Linked DNA regions of Homo sapiens: region 1 is linked to region 2. The links are chromatin loops, found by intact Hi-C in ENCODE. Cell type or tissue: Calu3. All regions are shown on one strand. Links, peaks and the distances in the headings refer to the core of each region. The heading gives the core; the rest is flanking DNA.

The links. Peaks named below come from ENCODE experiments on the same cell type or tissue, not always from the same donor. Only the 100,000 strongest peaks of a DNase experiment are listed, where the experiment ranks them.
Region 1: it touches region 2 in a loop (2.5-fold over the local background); 1 of 110 quality-filtered maps calls a loop at or near these places.

Annotation. Positions count from the first base shown.
Region 1 is chr2:13,226,036-13,233,630 of GRCh38, forward strand. The region is part of intron 1 of LOC105373436 (a long non-coding RNA gene); the gene reads left to right. Among named protein-coding and RNA genes, the nearest start is that of MIR3125, 490 kb to the left of the region's middle. In Calu3, for the core only: no CTCF peak of the experiment used is centred there; a DNase peak (open chromatin) is centred at 4,426.
Region 2 is chr2:13,520,259-13,527,853 of GRCh38, forward strand. It overlaps LOC105373485 (a long non-coding RNA gene), which reads right to left. Exons shown (of 2, transcript XR_922814.3): 2 at 1-3,097. Among named protein-coding and RNA genes, the nearest start is that of MIR3125, 790 kb to the left of the region's middle. RefSeq lists enhancers at 2,325-3,524, 2,904-3,273. In Calu3, for the core only: no CTCF peak of the experiment used is centred there; a DNase peak (open chromatin) is centred at 3,113.

The DNA of each region.
Region 1 (7,595 bases), core at 1,781-6,780, 290 kb before region 2:
ACCTTTTAAAACTCTAATAAAATTCAAATCAAATGTTGGTATTAAGTCTTGGCAAGGAGAAATTGCTGAACATATTACTTTTCATCCCATTGCCTAATTCTTCAGTAGATTAATTAGTAATTAGCAAACCTTATTATCTAGTACAATTTAACTGGAAATAATTATTTTTAGTATTACTGAAGTCCAGCTCAAAGTGTCATTTATAAATTTACTCTATAATTTATTTAACAAAATTATGTTTCATACTAATAAGCAACTATTAATGTTAAAGTCAAAGAGTTAACCATCATGTACTAATCAGGAGATTGTGCTAGGCTTAAGAATCTAATACAAAGGAAATTCTCATTATTAGAGGGTCAGAGGATTAATGAGACATTGTAGCCCATATCACTTAATAGATGGTTAGAACTTCATTCTCATTTTTTTGTGGGATCAGAAATCTGTAATTTATACCAGTTTCTCACGTGATGTTAACATGGTTGGCCAATAAACTATATTCTGAGATATATCCAAATACATCATAGATAATTCCCAACTAAACATAAGGTGGCACTAAAACATTCAGTGATATTCATTTGAAGTGCAAAAAGATTCCTGACTTAATAAATCAATATTTATAAAGTCACCATTCTGGGAAAGGCAGTCTGCCAAGTATAATCAAAGATGAAGAGATATCTAAGAATCTGTGCCAACCTTATTCTAGCTGGAAACACCGAAGTGTAAACAACAACTCATCAGATAATTTGTTTTTCATTGTGATTATAAAATTGTCACAGAGTTTAATGTCATTTTGCTTCATCTTTATATTACATGTTTATGCAAATGTTACCCAACCCAAGGAGTATAGACAATGCCATTCTAACCAGAGAAGAGGCATTTTTCTTATATCCATCAGTATATTATTAAATATTATCTCATCCTGATACAAATAGTCTTTACTGAATGTGGAAATTCAAGTTTTGAAAACATCTGCTTTGTGGAGTCTAGTTATACAGATGAATCTAAACCCTGAAATCTTGTTCAAACACCAAAATATTTATATTTGGGTTCTTGCCTTTTATTTTATTTTATTATTTTATTTTATTTATTTTTCAGACAGGGTCTCACTATGTCGCCCAGGCTGGAGTGCAGTGGTGCGATCTCCACTCACTGTAGTCTCAACCTTCCAGGCTCAAGTGATCCTCCCACCTCAGCCTCCTGAGTAGGTGGGATTACAGGTGTGTGGCACCCTGCCCTGCCCACCATCTGCCCCATCTCGATATCCCAAAGTGCTAAGTGTACAGGCATGAACCACCATGCCTGCTGGGTTCTTGCTTCTAAAATGAAAGTTTTACAGCTCTTAATTTGTCTCACAGCTTCTAGAAATCCAACATTTTTGTTGCAATCTTTTCAGATTCCTCAGATGGAGACAATTGTACCCCATTTACTGCTGAGACAACCCAATCAATTAAGCATCATTCTGTGAGATCCGGGCAGCAGAATCACACACACACACACACACACACACACACACACACACACACACACACAAACACACACACACACACACACACACGATCTCTCCTGGGAGAAAACTAAAGCGTTAGGTTGTTAAGTGATTTTGAGATGGGAGAGTTCCTTGGACACCCTCAAGGAACTTGCAACAGGGGTGTGGCTCCTATACCTGGCCACTGTGCTCAAACCCCTTGCTGGAGGGGGAGCAGCTGGTGAGCAGGTGCAGGAGCCAGGGAAAGTGCTTTTGGGCTCAGGCCCGACAGCTGCATCTAGGAGTGTGTTACAATTAATGCTGTTTTAGCTTTGCCATCTGGGGATGGCTTATGTGTTAAACAGCTCAGTGAAGAGTCAGTGTGACAGCGTTTTTTGGTTCCTGCACTCAGTGTATCCTGATTTCTCGTCTGGGATCCACTAACAATCAGGTCACAGAAACAGTTTGGAAGGTGATGAATGCAGAGGATTTCGTTAAGCAGTGGAAGTGGCTGTCAGTGGAAGGGGAGCTCGAAAGGGGTTGGTGCAGGAAGAAGGTGATCTTTCCCTGAAGCCCGGCCATCTCCAGCTGGGCTTCTCCGTGAAGTTGTGTGAAATTGTGGCATCTGAAGTTAAGTCTAGTTGCTTCTTCTCTCAATGTTCAGCAGCTTGTCTCTCTGCCAGCTGAGGTCTAGGGTATATATGGACACAGCATGGGGAGTGGGGTGGGCCAAAAAAGTAACATTTGGGTGGGAAAACAGGGATAACTGTTCTCAACAGGGCAGCAGTTTCCAGGCTTGAGAACTGAGTCTTTGGTAGGAAATCGCCCTCTTCTACCCAGTATTTCCCTGCCTCCTGTCCTTTAACTGAGATCAATTTAACTGAGATCACATGAACCATTAGTAAAAAAAAAAAAAATACAGTACTTGAACCTCATTCTTTGAACTCCAAATTCTGTAACCTCAGTTGCATAGGAAGATGTATGGGTTGTTGAATGGGGAATCACTTGATTTTATGAAAACTTGAATCAGGTTAATGCTAGCCAAAAATTTTTCTTGCAATTGTACATTCGATAACAAAATTAATGCAGTGTATTCAGAATTGTAAAATTGCATTTTAAAGTTCTGATTAAATTTCATGAGAACAGAAAGAAATGAAGATAACATTATCATAATGACATCTTATTAAATTTTTTTTGAAATTCTGATGGAAGGAGGCCTACCAGATTAAACCATTAAGGAAGATCATATTCCTTCTAGTCCTAGGGCTCTAGAGCTCTGCTTTACAAGATTTGATGTACTTTAAATAAACTCATGTCTCAAACTATCACAAATTTTCTTCGGGCTTTACCATCTAGATTAACAAACTATCTAACAATACTTCTATACAATGGAATAAGAATGTAAGCTATTCTCAAATATTGCCTCTCTAGTTGAAGATCTTGGTTCTTCAAAAGGAATTAAAGATGTTCATAAATCCACTGTTGAATCATTCAGCATTTCTAAGTAGCACAAACTATTTTGGATGCTGCATATAGAACATAAAAACTACTTTGTCCTTTCTATAAGTTCATATTTTCTGTCTAAATGTACAACACTAAATAAAGAATTACATGCAAAATACTTACATACAAGTCACTCCCAAGTATTATAGGATTATAGAGAATAGGATTTCAGTATGGTTTTAAGCAACAGTACTCTGGAATTGACTGCCCAAGTTCAAATCTTGGCTTTACTGCCTGCTAGCTGCTCAAGTTTGGAAATTTTAGTTTAACCCTCTGTGTCTCATTATTCTTATTTGTAAAACAGAGACTTTAGAAACTCTTGCTTCCATGAGCTTATAAGAGAACTGAAATAAATAACATATCTAACTTGCTCAAAACAGCACATTGAACATGGTTATGTCACAAAAACAGGGTATTAATGTTACATATAAAAGGCTTATTAAAAATCTTCGATAATGTTAACATCCAAGCAATCATAAATGACAGATGGGAATTGACCAGTAAAATTGTCCAAATGCACTTAAAATATGCAAACACATAGGAGAAAAGCAAGAGTGATAATGTCAGAGAATGGGAAACAAATTTGTATGGGAGCAAGCATAACAAAGATAGCGAAGTGTATACAGAGACATAAAGGAAGGTTCAGAAGAACTCTGAAAAGGCTAAAGCTTGTCTTGCAAAAATGTAACTTCCAACAAAGAATTGTCCTTTTCTTTATTTCAGCAAGAAAATGATCTTACGGTGCATTGCCGGAGAAGCATGCCTAGTCATGTATGGGTTTTCGTATCAACCCAGATGATAGAACATGCCAACTGCATTTCTACCGACAATTGCTGTATCTTGCCAGTGTTTCAAGAAATGGTTCTGGTTGCATTATGAAGGATAGGTTGGGGGTAAGAGCCTGAAGGGAAGGAGATAAATTTAAAATCTGCTGAAAGTGAATAAAAGCCCAACTTAAACCAGCGAATAGAGGAATAGCAAAGCTGAGGACAGATGTGAGACAGACAATTTTGACAGAAAATAAATATTATTTTTGTTGTTGACAAGATATGAAAGGGAGGGAAAGGAAAAAGTCAAAGATAATTCCTGCGTTTGGGGCTTTAGTAAGTAAGACAATGATAATGCTATATATAGCCAAGATTTAAAGGGATACAGTTTTAGAATATTGATATAAATTCCTTTGAAATTGTAGAACTGTTTAATTTATGAAGTATTTTATAAACATAATTGTTATTATGAAGTCATTATTATCTGAAATTTGTATTCAAATATCACTATTGCTATTACTACTATTCTGTTCTTGCCACATTAGAACTGTAACCATGGTGAAGCAGGCTCCCAAGGCTTGACTTTCTCAACAGCATTTTTAAAATTTTTTGCCTATGCCTCATTGATAAAATAGCCCAAAGATCAGGAAGTGGAGAGGCCATTGGTTGGTTATTGGTTCAATTAGCTAGTTGTTTGAGTGATGGCATGTTGCCAAGACAACTCTGGATCATTTTCGATATAAATGCCAGATGTACCTCCAGGTGGCTGTGGGTTTTCCAGCTCATCTTTCTTAGTGTTAATGCTAATAGTTGGTGTTTTCTATGGCTGGGTTGATATGAAAACCTATAGTAGATGCTCACCTCTGGCAATGTTTTCCATGGAGTTCATTGTGATAATAGTAATGTAAGATATCCTTCTCCTATGAAGTAGCTGGAAATAATAAATTGTTTTTTATTTGTTTGTTTATTTGCTTACTTGTTTTCTTTTTCGGACAATTGTGCTTGTGAACAGGACTAATGCAAATTTATCACCATTATATCCTAGTGCCTAGTTTCATAACTAGCATATTATTTAATGAACAAAACATGAAACCAATTGGTAGGTATGCAGATTTTCTTTAATAAATACCTTCTTTGAGCCAAATGAAACACATGTGGTATGAATAAAAAATATAAATGATTATGAAAAGAAAATATTTTCTTAAATCCACAATGTTGTTTAACACCCCAGGGAAAACTTTCTGCCCATCCAGAGATAAGCATGAGATACACAAACATATAAAATTTACGTGTGTGTATAAATATTTTTGACACAAATACATCTATATTTTGCATACTGTTCTGTACATTAATTTTTTCACTGAGCAAATATTAGATATTGCTCCCAATAATCCCATGGATTCATTTTATTCCTTTTGAATGGATCTAAGTATTTCATTTTAATAATGTTCCATTATTTAACGAGGACCCTGATGTCATTTCAAGCAAAGCAACAATGAATAAGACTGGCTGTTAGTCATCGAATGCACATGAATAGCACCCCCTTGGATAGAGAAAACACCAGGTGTGTGCACTGTCTGATCTGGACCCCACAAAGCTTCCACTTCTCCGAAGATACCTGAAAGGGCCAGGTAGCACAAGCAGCACAAGCTGTGGGTGGGAGATTTAACACGTCACTGGCGGAGCCTTTGTCCAAGGAGGCAGGAAATGAGAAAAAGCCAAAGGAAACAAAAAGTACTCTCAATATATAAAGAACTCCTCTAAATCTATTTTTTAAAGGCAAAATCAAATAGAAAATGGCCAAAAGCCTTAAACAGACACTTCAAAATAGTCAATATCCAACAGGAAATGAAAATTAAAATCATAAAGTACTACCACTAAGAAGCAATCAGAATGGATAAATTAAAACAGAAAATACCAAGTGATATTGACTAAGAGAAATTAGAAACACGACTATTCCAGAGCTGGTGATGGTAACTAATAAGTTGAGTCTGTAATATTTTCTTTGTCCAAAAAGGAAACAATATATTTTTAAAAAATTGATGACAGTATGAAAAAGGACAGAATGCCAATTTGAATGGAATTTTACTCACTGAATCTTAGTCGATGAGACTATCTAAATAAATAATCATATCAATGGATTATACTCCTCTGAATAAAATCATTTAGACTATTTAACTCCATGCAAGGGGGGCGAGAGATGATCTGCCTTGTCTCTGGGAATGGAGGCTATACTTGAGAGGTGGACAGTCACTTCTGCTAGAACAGACAGTTTAGAGGAATCTGTGAGCTGCAGGTTTCATCCAAATATTCCTATTTTAGAGCTCTTCTTCTTTCCAGTGAGGATCTTTGCTTTGTGCAGGACAAATGTAAGAGCTGTGAACCTAGCCTGTAGTGAGTTAAATTTTGTCTCCATAAAAATATGCCCGTGTCCATGCGTGGAGCAGGAGGCCATTTTCCTTAGCAAAGTAACACAGGAACAGAACCAAACACTGCATATTCTCACTTATAAGTGGGAGCTAAATGATGAGGACACAGACACAAGAAAGGAACAACACACACTGGGACCTACCAGAGGGTGGAGGGTGGGAGGAGGAAGAGAATCAGGAAAAATAGCTAATGGGTACTAGGCTTAATACTTGGGTGATGAAATAATCCATACAACAAACCTCCATGACACAAGTTTGCCTATGTAACAAATCTGCACATTACCCCTGCACTTAAAAGTAAAAAAAAAAAAAAAAAAAAAAAAGACCAACCCAACTTTACCCCAACTACTTTCCGACCCAAAGCCTATTAAACTAGACTCCTGGTCAAAAAAAAAAAAAAGAAAGAAAGAAATGCCCATGTTCTACCAAGCCTGTGAATGTAACATTGTTTGGAAAAAAAAAAGTCTATGCAGGTGTAATTAAGTTAAGGATCTTAAGATGAGATCATCATAGATTGTCCAGGTGGGTCTTAAATCCAATAACAAGTGTTTTTATAAGAGACATAGAAGAGAAGAGAAGGTCATATGAAGGCAGAGGCGGAGACTGGAGTCAGCAACCACAGCCAAGCAGTGCCACAACCATCAGACACTGGGCCAGGCAGGGAAGGAAGCTGTCCCACAACCTCTGGAGGAAGCGGGACCTAGCCCTACAGACTACTTAATTTGAATGCTGGCTTCCAGAACTGCCAGATAATAAATGTGTTTATTATAAGCAGAAATACAAATCCATTGAATAAAATATGAAAACACATGCATCCATAGCGCTCTACATAAATAAATCAATAAATTATAGAATAAATTATACTTAAAGATATTTCCACAGGATAGGATAAGAAAATATTAAAATCAGATCATTCTAGTGATTTGTTTTAAAAGTAATATAGAATTTGATCAACAGAATAAAGTCACCCTATGTCTTTATGAGAGCAATGAAATAATGCATTGAAAACCGAGTAAGAAAATCACTAGAAAAAAATACAGGCCAATTATTCTTATTAACATAAATAAAATATCCTAAATAAATATTAGGTATAAGAGTTAACTGTGAAGGTTTATCTCATGAATACAAGGTTAGTTCAACTAATATAAATCTAACAATATAATTCACCATAGTAAAACAATTACAGGAAAACTAACAGGTGCTTATTTCAATAGATAAAAATGAAAGCATCTAATAAAAGCCTATGTCTATCTATGATTGTAAAAAGATCTTAAGAAGGAATTTAACCCACTGATAATATGTACACATCTAAAAGCTACAGGAAGCATACTTAATCATAAATTTCATAAGCAGTTGATTTAAAGCAATAAATATCACTGCTCACTATTATTGTTTAACATAACTAGCCATATTTGATAATATAATAAGAAA
Region 2 (7,595 bases), core at 1,078-6,077:
CCAATTTACTTCCAAAATAAGTTTTAGTGTTGTACTGAGCCTGATTATTTTCAAAAAACACAACAAGAATAGCGATTACCATATAGGCTCTTTTAAATTGGCTTTGCTGAAACTTTCTTAAGGAATTTCAGATTAGGCTTTTATAAGTCTCCAGGCTAGGAAGCCAAGTCAAAGATTCACAATTAGAATGTGCCTGTAATACCTGTACAAATTGAATAAACTTCTCCCTTCTCAAGGTCCCCAAGATATCTTGAGTTTCCTGGGCCTGTTGGATATTGACATTCTTTACTTACTGCAAGGTCAGAATTTTTGAAAGGAACTATGTAGACAAAGTACCAGGTCAATCTCTCTGAGGACTTTTTATTGACTCTATAAAGTCAATCTTAATTTTTTAAAGCAGTCTGATAATATCCAAAAATATGCCATTTTGGTCATAGCCTTAGTATAATAATCAGTGTATCTTATTTTATGGTTACCATAAAATAAGATTATTAATAAATGGATTTTAAATTTTGGAGAAATAAGGTATAGAGAATGTTGTTCACAAATGTTATATTTCACCCAATTCTGTAAGCTATAAACAGCTCAAAAAAGTTTCATTTACTCTGCAAAACAAATATAAAAAGAATCAGCAATGTTTTAAACACAAAGTCCTAAAAAGCATTTCAGTCTTCTTTTTCTATCAGTTCAGTCCCACATAATAAATTCTCATTCTGCTTGATGTTGAGTTAGAAATCTTCATGAACACATCAGTTTATGGGAGTTCTTAAAGTCTTTACTTAGTCTAATAATACAATCTCCAAAGTTATTAGAAACCTGTATTCAAGAGTACTTGTCAGGGTTCATTCTCATGAATTGTCTTAAAAAAAAAAAAAGCAAATTTTGGACTGTTGTCAATTGTAAACCACTTTCTGAGAAGAATCCAAGTAAAACAATAATTTTCTATGAATGACAAAAGACTTAGACTAACCATGGTTAAAAACACAATTGACAAGGAAATTCTGTGGCGAATGACAGTGTAACATAATAACCATATTTGTGTCTGACAACATATGTTAACACATCATAATTTTAGGAATATCATACAATTTTGAAAGACAATAATACAATATATCTCCTCTAGAGATATACTATATTATTTTATTATTATTATTACTACTATTATTTGTGGTATCAAAAATAGTGAAAAAAGGATCAGAAGTGAAAAGAAACAAAAGAATAAGTCTTATAAGAGCCAATTTGGGGGCATGTTAAGCTTTCTAAAAGGCAAATGATGTTTTACATTTTTCTCAGCAAAAATTATGCCAACAAGATAGGAAGTAACCAGAGGGATCAAACACATTTAAAAAGAGTTTCAGTCAACGGAAAAAAATCCCCCAAAACAGGATCCAAAAGAAGAAAATGCAGAAAGCCCCTTTTATTCTTATTTTTAAAATTATAGCCTAAATGTCAGCTTTTAGTTAAGCTGACTTCTGACCATAGAGCTCTAAGAAAGAATCTTTTTAAATTTCTTATTACCAGATTTAATTCAAGACAAACAAACTACTCTGATTCAGTTTGTGTGGTGCAAAAACCAGCTTTTTTTTCCAATTGTGTGCACAAAGAATTATTTTCAACATAGCAAAGGATTCTTATTTTGGTTACTGCTGTTTATGATCGTCCCAGTGAAATGGCCTCATTGTGGAGTAACACCCAAGATCTGTTGTCTCACAGACACAGAAATCTAGGATGCAGATGCATAAAGTGTCAGGTTGAGAGTGGAAGTTTAATAGGCAAAAGAAAGAGAAGAGCTCTCTGTTGCAGACAGGGGTCCAGAAAAATGGGTTGCCGGATCCATGGTGAAATGCAAGGGGTTTTATAGATGCCTGGTGAGGAGGCAGTGTTTGATTTACACAGGGTGTGAAACATTGGTTGGACCAGGTGTGCCACTTGCATAGGTCATGAAAAACTGGTTGGGACTAGATGTGCCGTGTGCATAGGGTATGAATTTCTGGCCACCCCTACCATAATCTTTTATTATGCAGGCGGGTCTTCTGCCTGAGCTGTGCCATGTTGCCCGTTTCTTTACTCTACACATGGTAACAAGAAAAGGGAAGATGGAGCCTCCGTGTTGGACATGCCTGGCCCCCAGGTGGCCCTTTTCTATTGGTGCCTCTGCCAGCATTCGCCCGTGCAAGCTTCCTGCTTGATTATCTATGTTTGCAGCTCTATTTTTCAGGCTGCTCTTTGTTAGAAAAGCAATGATTTGGGGGGCTGCTTTTTGTTAGAAGGGAAGCTCTGCCAAGAACTCTGTTGCCCTCACTATCTGCCTAAATAATTTCTGCCTTCTGTATCACCAGGTTAGGTGGGTCCACTTTCCTAGGCCTTTACAAGAGGATACCCCACGAGTGTTATACATAAATCCAGCTGGTGTTTCTAAAAGGAATACTCTAATTTTGATGCTTGACTTCCCATAATTTAGGAACTTTTCAAAAGTGTCAAGCCTGGGAATGTATTTAGGGTGAAAGTGTAACTTATCTCAGACTGTCTCTAACTTCCAGGGAGCAATAGTGTGCTCAGTGTATGAGGACCAGACTTTCATAGTGTACCTGTTTGGAAGAGCAAAAAGAGGGAACACTTTTCGGTTAGAAACTAACAGGAATTGGTCTCAAATAAAAGGATAGGTCTGAATTTTTAAGCAGAAGAAACAGTTTTAATCTTAAAAGTAGGCCATATAAAACAAAACCATCCGTGTCTAACTGCCAATCCTTTGACCTGAACCTCTGCTGTGAGACAGAGGCAGAAAAACCTTGACCTAAGCCTCCAGTCCTGAGGCAGAGGTGGAAGAACCTTGATCTGAACCTCTCCTGTGAGACACAGCAGCAAAAAGACATTTTCTACAGAGCTCTTTACTTGGAGCTTGTGTCCAAAGACAGAGACCAAAGCCCTCTCTTAAAGAAAAGAGACAGTTTGAAAAACAGCCAAATAAAGTCTATATTTCAACCAAGGAGTGGGAGGTCCTAATTCTGGAGAACTTACCCAGAACACCCAGTGGGACTTCTGAAGATGCAGAGTTCGTGCTGGTATCAAGCACTGCTTTCAGGCAGAAACACCGCACCTGGTGGTGAGAATGAGTCACTCTGAATCCTGCTGACGATGCCAGATATGCCTATCTCAAAGGAACCTGCTGAGCTAAAATTAATCTATTACTAAGCAGAGTTTACTTGGGCCAAGTTTGAGGGCTGCAGCCCAAGAGCATAGATTCTATTTGTCCTGAATATACACTCTGATTAGCAACAGTAACAAGTGGATTTTAAAGGGAAAGAAAGAGTCAGTTCCTGAGGTTTTTACCGAGGATTTACATTAAAATAATATAAGCCATTGATTGGCTCAGCATTGTTCTTTGTATCATAAATTCTAAGAACATGAAGGTATTGAGTGAGGCAGTCAGGAACAAAATGACTTTAAACAATTTCCCCTAGGCATGGGTGTGGGGTGTGAGCATGACTGAATCCCATACCCACGTCTCTCTGGGTCTGCATACTTTGCAGATCTCAGACTGCTCTCAGCTATTTTCCTTTTCTCAAGTTTCACATTCTCAGTGTAGAATATTTTTGTCACAGGCTATTTTATATGTGGACATACAGAATAGGCGAAGGAACTTTTTAATACAATAAAAAATACACACAATGAAACTGGTAGTATGTATTTAACAAAAATCATATGGAAAATTAAGGTCATTTTAATAAATAAGTGACTTTGAGATGGGGGAGGGAATTCATGGGGTCTTATAAAGCCTGTAACATCCTAATGAGTTTGTCGCTTTGTTTTGGTTGCCTAATATCCATAAAACTCTCATAAATTTAAAAATCTATATATTAAAAATGTTTAATGAAGCAAAGGATGCAGAAAAGATTTTATTCTGTTACAGTCAGAAAAAGATGTCTTAGGCAGCTCAGGCTGCTATATCAAATACCATAGACTGGGTAGTTTAAACAACAATAATTTCATTTCTCACAGTTCTGGAGGTTAGAAGTCCAAGATGAACTCTGGAGGTTAGAAGCCCAGCAGGATCAGATTCTCTTCCTGGATTCTATCTGGCTGCCTTTTCATTGTCCTTACATGGTGGAGACAGTGATCAAGCTCTCTGGTGTCTCTTCTTATAAGGGCAACAATCTCATCATTAGGGCCCCACCCTTACAACCTCATCTACCAAAGGCTCTATCTCTGAATACTATCACATTTGGGGATTACAGCATCAACATATACATTTTTAGTGGACATAATTGAGTCCATAGTAGAGTGGCAATTTTAATTAAGCAAAAAATGCAGAGGAGACTATCTGTTACACTCAAAAAAGGGATTAATCCAGCATTCACTCCACAACAAACACAAAGTATGAAAAGTTGATGAATAAAGCATCCACACGTGAAAATTTTCAGTTTTCTTTTTTAAAGTTAAATGTAAAATCAGAAGTGAAACCAAGTTACAATTGTGGTGAACCCTGGAAGTAGCTCTGTTAATACCTGGGGAAAACCAGCTTGTTACTCCCAACTCATAGATTTATAGAGAAATAAATTATGGCTTAGAGAGATGTAACCCTGTTGAGATAAATAATGAGTTAGCAGCCAAGCTAGAGAAAGGATATAGCCCTCCGCGTTCCCACTGCTTTTCCCACCTCACTTTCCTAATAAGCCACTTACAAAACTGGATTCATGTGAAAATATATCCACTTGTTCTTCATTTTGATGTACTTCATAGTCAATGTCTTTCCTAATGATGTCAATCTAATTGAAAAGTTAAAAAAAAGAAAGCCAATATATAGGTGACTAATTTTATTGTTTTAATCCATGTTCTATATTCAAGATAAATGATAAATTGTGACATGCCTTCAGCTGTGCTGCAATGTCATTAATAAAAACGAAAGGAAGAGACAGAATAATAGGGTTGAAGACTCATAGATGTCTTATAGCAGTTAAGAAATGCTATTTTTAAACAACATTATATTGGCTCTACTGTCCTTAAATGTGTAAATTAAATCTTCCTGAAAACAGTTCATAGTAGACAAATGTTACAGGTAAATGCCATTCAGCGCTTAATCACTATTGGCAGATACGAGGTGTAACAGAGTCATACTGACACAGTAAATCAATGAGTAGTAATATTAATATGGAAATTCTTTGGTATTAATGACTTCAGTACCAAATAAGTCTAGAATTTATTTTCTCCCAGTATGCAGAATAAGAATTTGAAATGATTTCACACACACACACACACACACACACACACACACACACACACACATATATATATTTGGTATGTGCTAGCATGGTTTACAGTGAAGACATTGACAGGGTGAAAGAAAAAGGAAGGGTTTAAAGATGATACTGTATTTTTTTTCACATTAAGTAGGAAACAAGAATGGTTCAAAATTGGTCAACATAGTAGATATTGAATGGAATATAAATCAATGGAATTGTGGTAGAGTGAAAAAACGGCCACATTTTTTTCCCATCCATGTAGGTACGTTCTTCCCAATGTGACTTTGCGACTCCTCAAAAAAGAGGTGAAGTTTTTCTCTCCATCCTTAGAATCTCGGCATGGCCTTGCAAATTGCTTTGGTCAGAGGGCATTAGCAAGTATGATACAAGTAAAAACTTGAAAAGTGTTTGCTTACTGAGGGTTGGCCTCTTTTCCTACTGGGAACCCAGGAACTACTGTAGCAGGATGAGCCACAGAGAAAACTCCTCAGACACCGAGTTAAAGAAGGAAGGGGTTTATTTGGCCAGGGGCATCGGCAAGACTCCTGTCTCAAGAGCCGAGCTCCCTGAGTGAGCAATTCTTGTCCCTTTTAAGGGCTCACAACTCTCAGGGGGTGCGTGTGAGAGGGTCGTGCTCCATTGAGCAAGCAGGGGGTACGTGACTGGGGGCTGCGTGCACCGGTAATTAGATCGGAACGAAACAGGATAGGGATCTTCACAGTGCTTTTCTATACAATGTCTGTAATCTGTAGATAACATAACTGATTAGGTCAGGGGTCGATCTTTAACTACCAGGCCCAGGGTGTGGCGCTGGGCTGTCTGCTTGTGGATTTCATTTCTGCCTTTTAGTTTTTACTTTTTCTTTCTTTGGAGGCAGAAATTGGGCATAAGACAATATGAGGGGTGGTCTCCTCCCTTATTCTCCCTATTTGAGACTCTCACTCAATAGTGGGAGTTCTCACTTTCATATTTACTACCCATGTCTTCTTGCAAGACAGATCGATAGTGATTCATATAGTACACTTGTGCTGAAGCATTTTGGTGAACTAAGGTAGCAATGAAGCTTTTTATCATTTGAAGAAGTACAGGTAGCAAACAAGGGAGCAGTAAGTAGCTTCCTATTACTATTATAACTCTTATTATAAGAGTTTTAAATCCTCTTAGCGCTGGGAACCATTTTCTAAACACGGCCCCAGCATCAAATCCATGCCACACTTGCACGGGCAAATGTGCCAGTTTTGTCATATCTCTAACTATGTCTTCAACTACTTGCCCTTGATTATCTATGTGTAGGCAGCAATTAGTAAGGTCAAATTTCCTACAGACCTCTCCTTCAGCTGCTAGCAAGTGGTCAAGAACTAATCTATTTTGATAGATAGCATTTCTCATCTGAGTTTCTTGCCAGGCCAGAATAGTCAAGGCTCTGCCCGTTTTATTAGTGATTATTTTTAAGACAGCTTGTAACCATATGATTCGGTTGATCATGTAAATGGGGGTCCGGTATCCCCACGAGCCGTCTTGTGCCCAAGTAGCAGGCCCATAATATTGTATGATTCTCTCAGGGGGCCATTTATCATTTTTTCAATTTTTTATAGTTATGCTTCTCTATTCACGGGAAGCATAGACAGGGAAGCCAGGAGTTCACCTGTTTTTATGGGCAGTAGGAAGAAAGATGGTTTAATCATGCCAGTAACACAACTACCTGCCTACTGGTCAGGTAAGTTGGTGTAAGCTCTATGCTGACATATCCAGTATAATCCAGTGGGGGCTGTCCAGTCCCGGTGGGACTCTGGGTGGGTCCACACGGTTTGCAACTTTGGGAATTTACTAAATGGATTTCTCTCTGTGTGATTCAAACTCCACCAAGTGATTGTTTTTGTGGTACCATTGTACAGTTTCTGTCTCAGACAACTAAGTCATCCTATGGGGTGAGTGAATTCTTTTCCTTCTCTAGCTATGCAATATTGTCCAATAATTGAGGCTTTTAGGACCCAGAAATTATCAGGGTGATTCTTTTGAGCCAGGAATCCCTCAGGAATTGGGTCTGTATGTACTAATTCTTGGGCTTCCCATGGCCATTGATCTCCTATTACAGTTCCTCCACATACATAACGTGAAGTGACATTGAGAGACTGGGCTACGTGCTCGGCTAATTGCAAAAACAAATTTCTTGTTTTTCCTGGAATTTCTGGTACTGACACATTTAGTTCATCATAGAAAGTTTGAGACGTTGGCTCTGGAGAGCGTTTGTAAACTTCTCCTCGAACCAAGATACTTACTCGAGGATCCAGTCTGGCCCCGTCGATTCCTAAGATCACACGCTTCTCTTTTTCCCAGCGAGGTTCAAGGGGATGG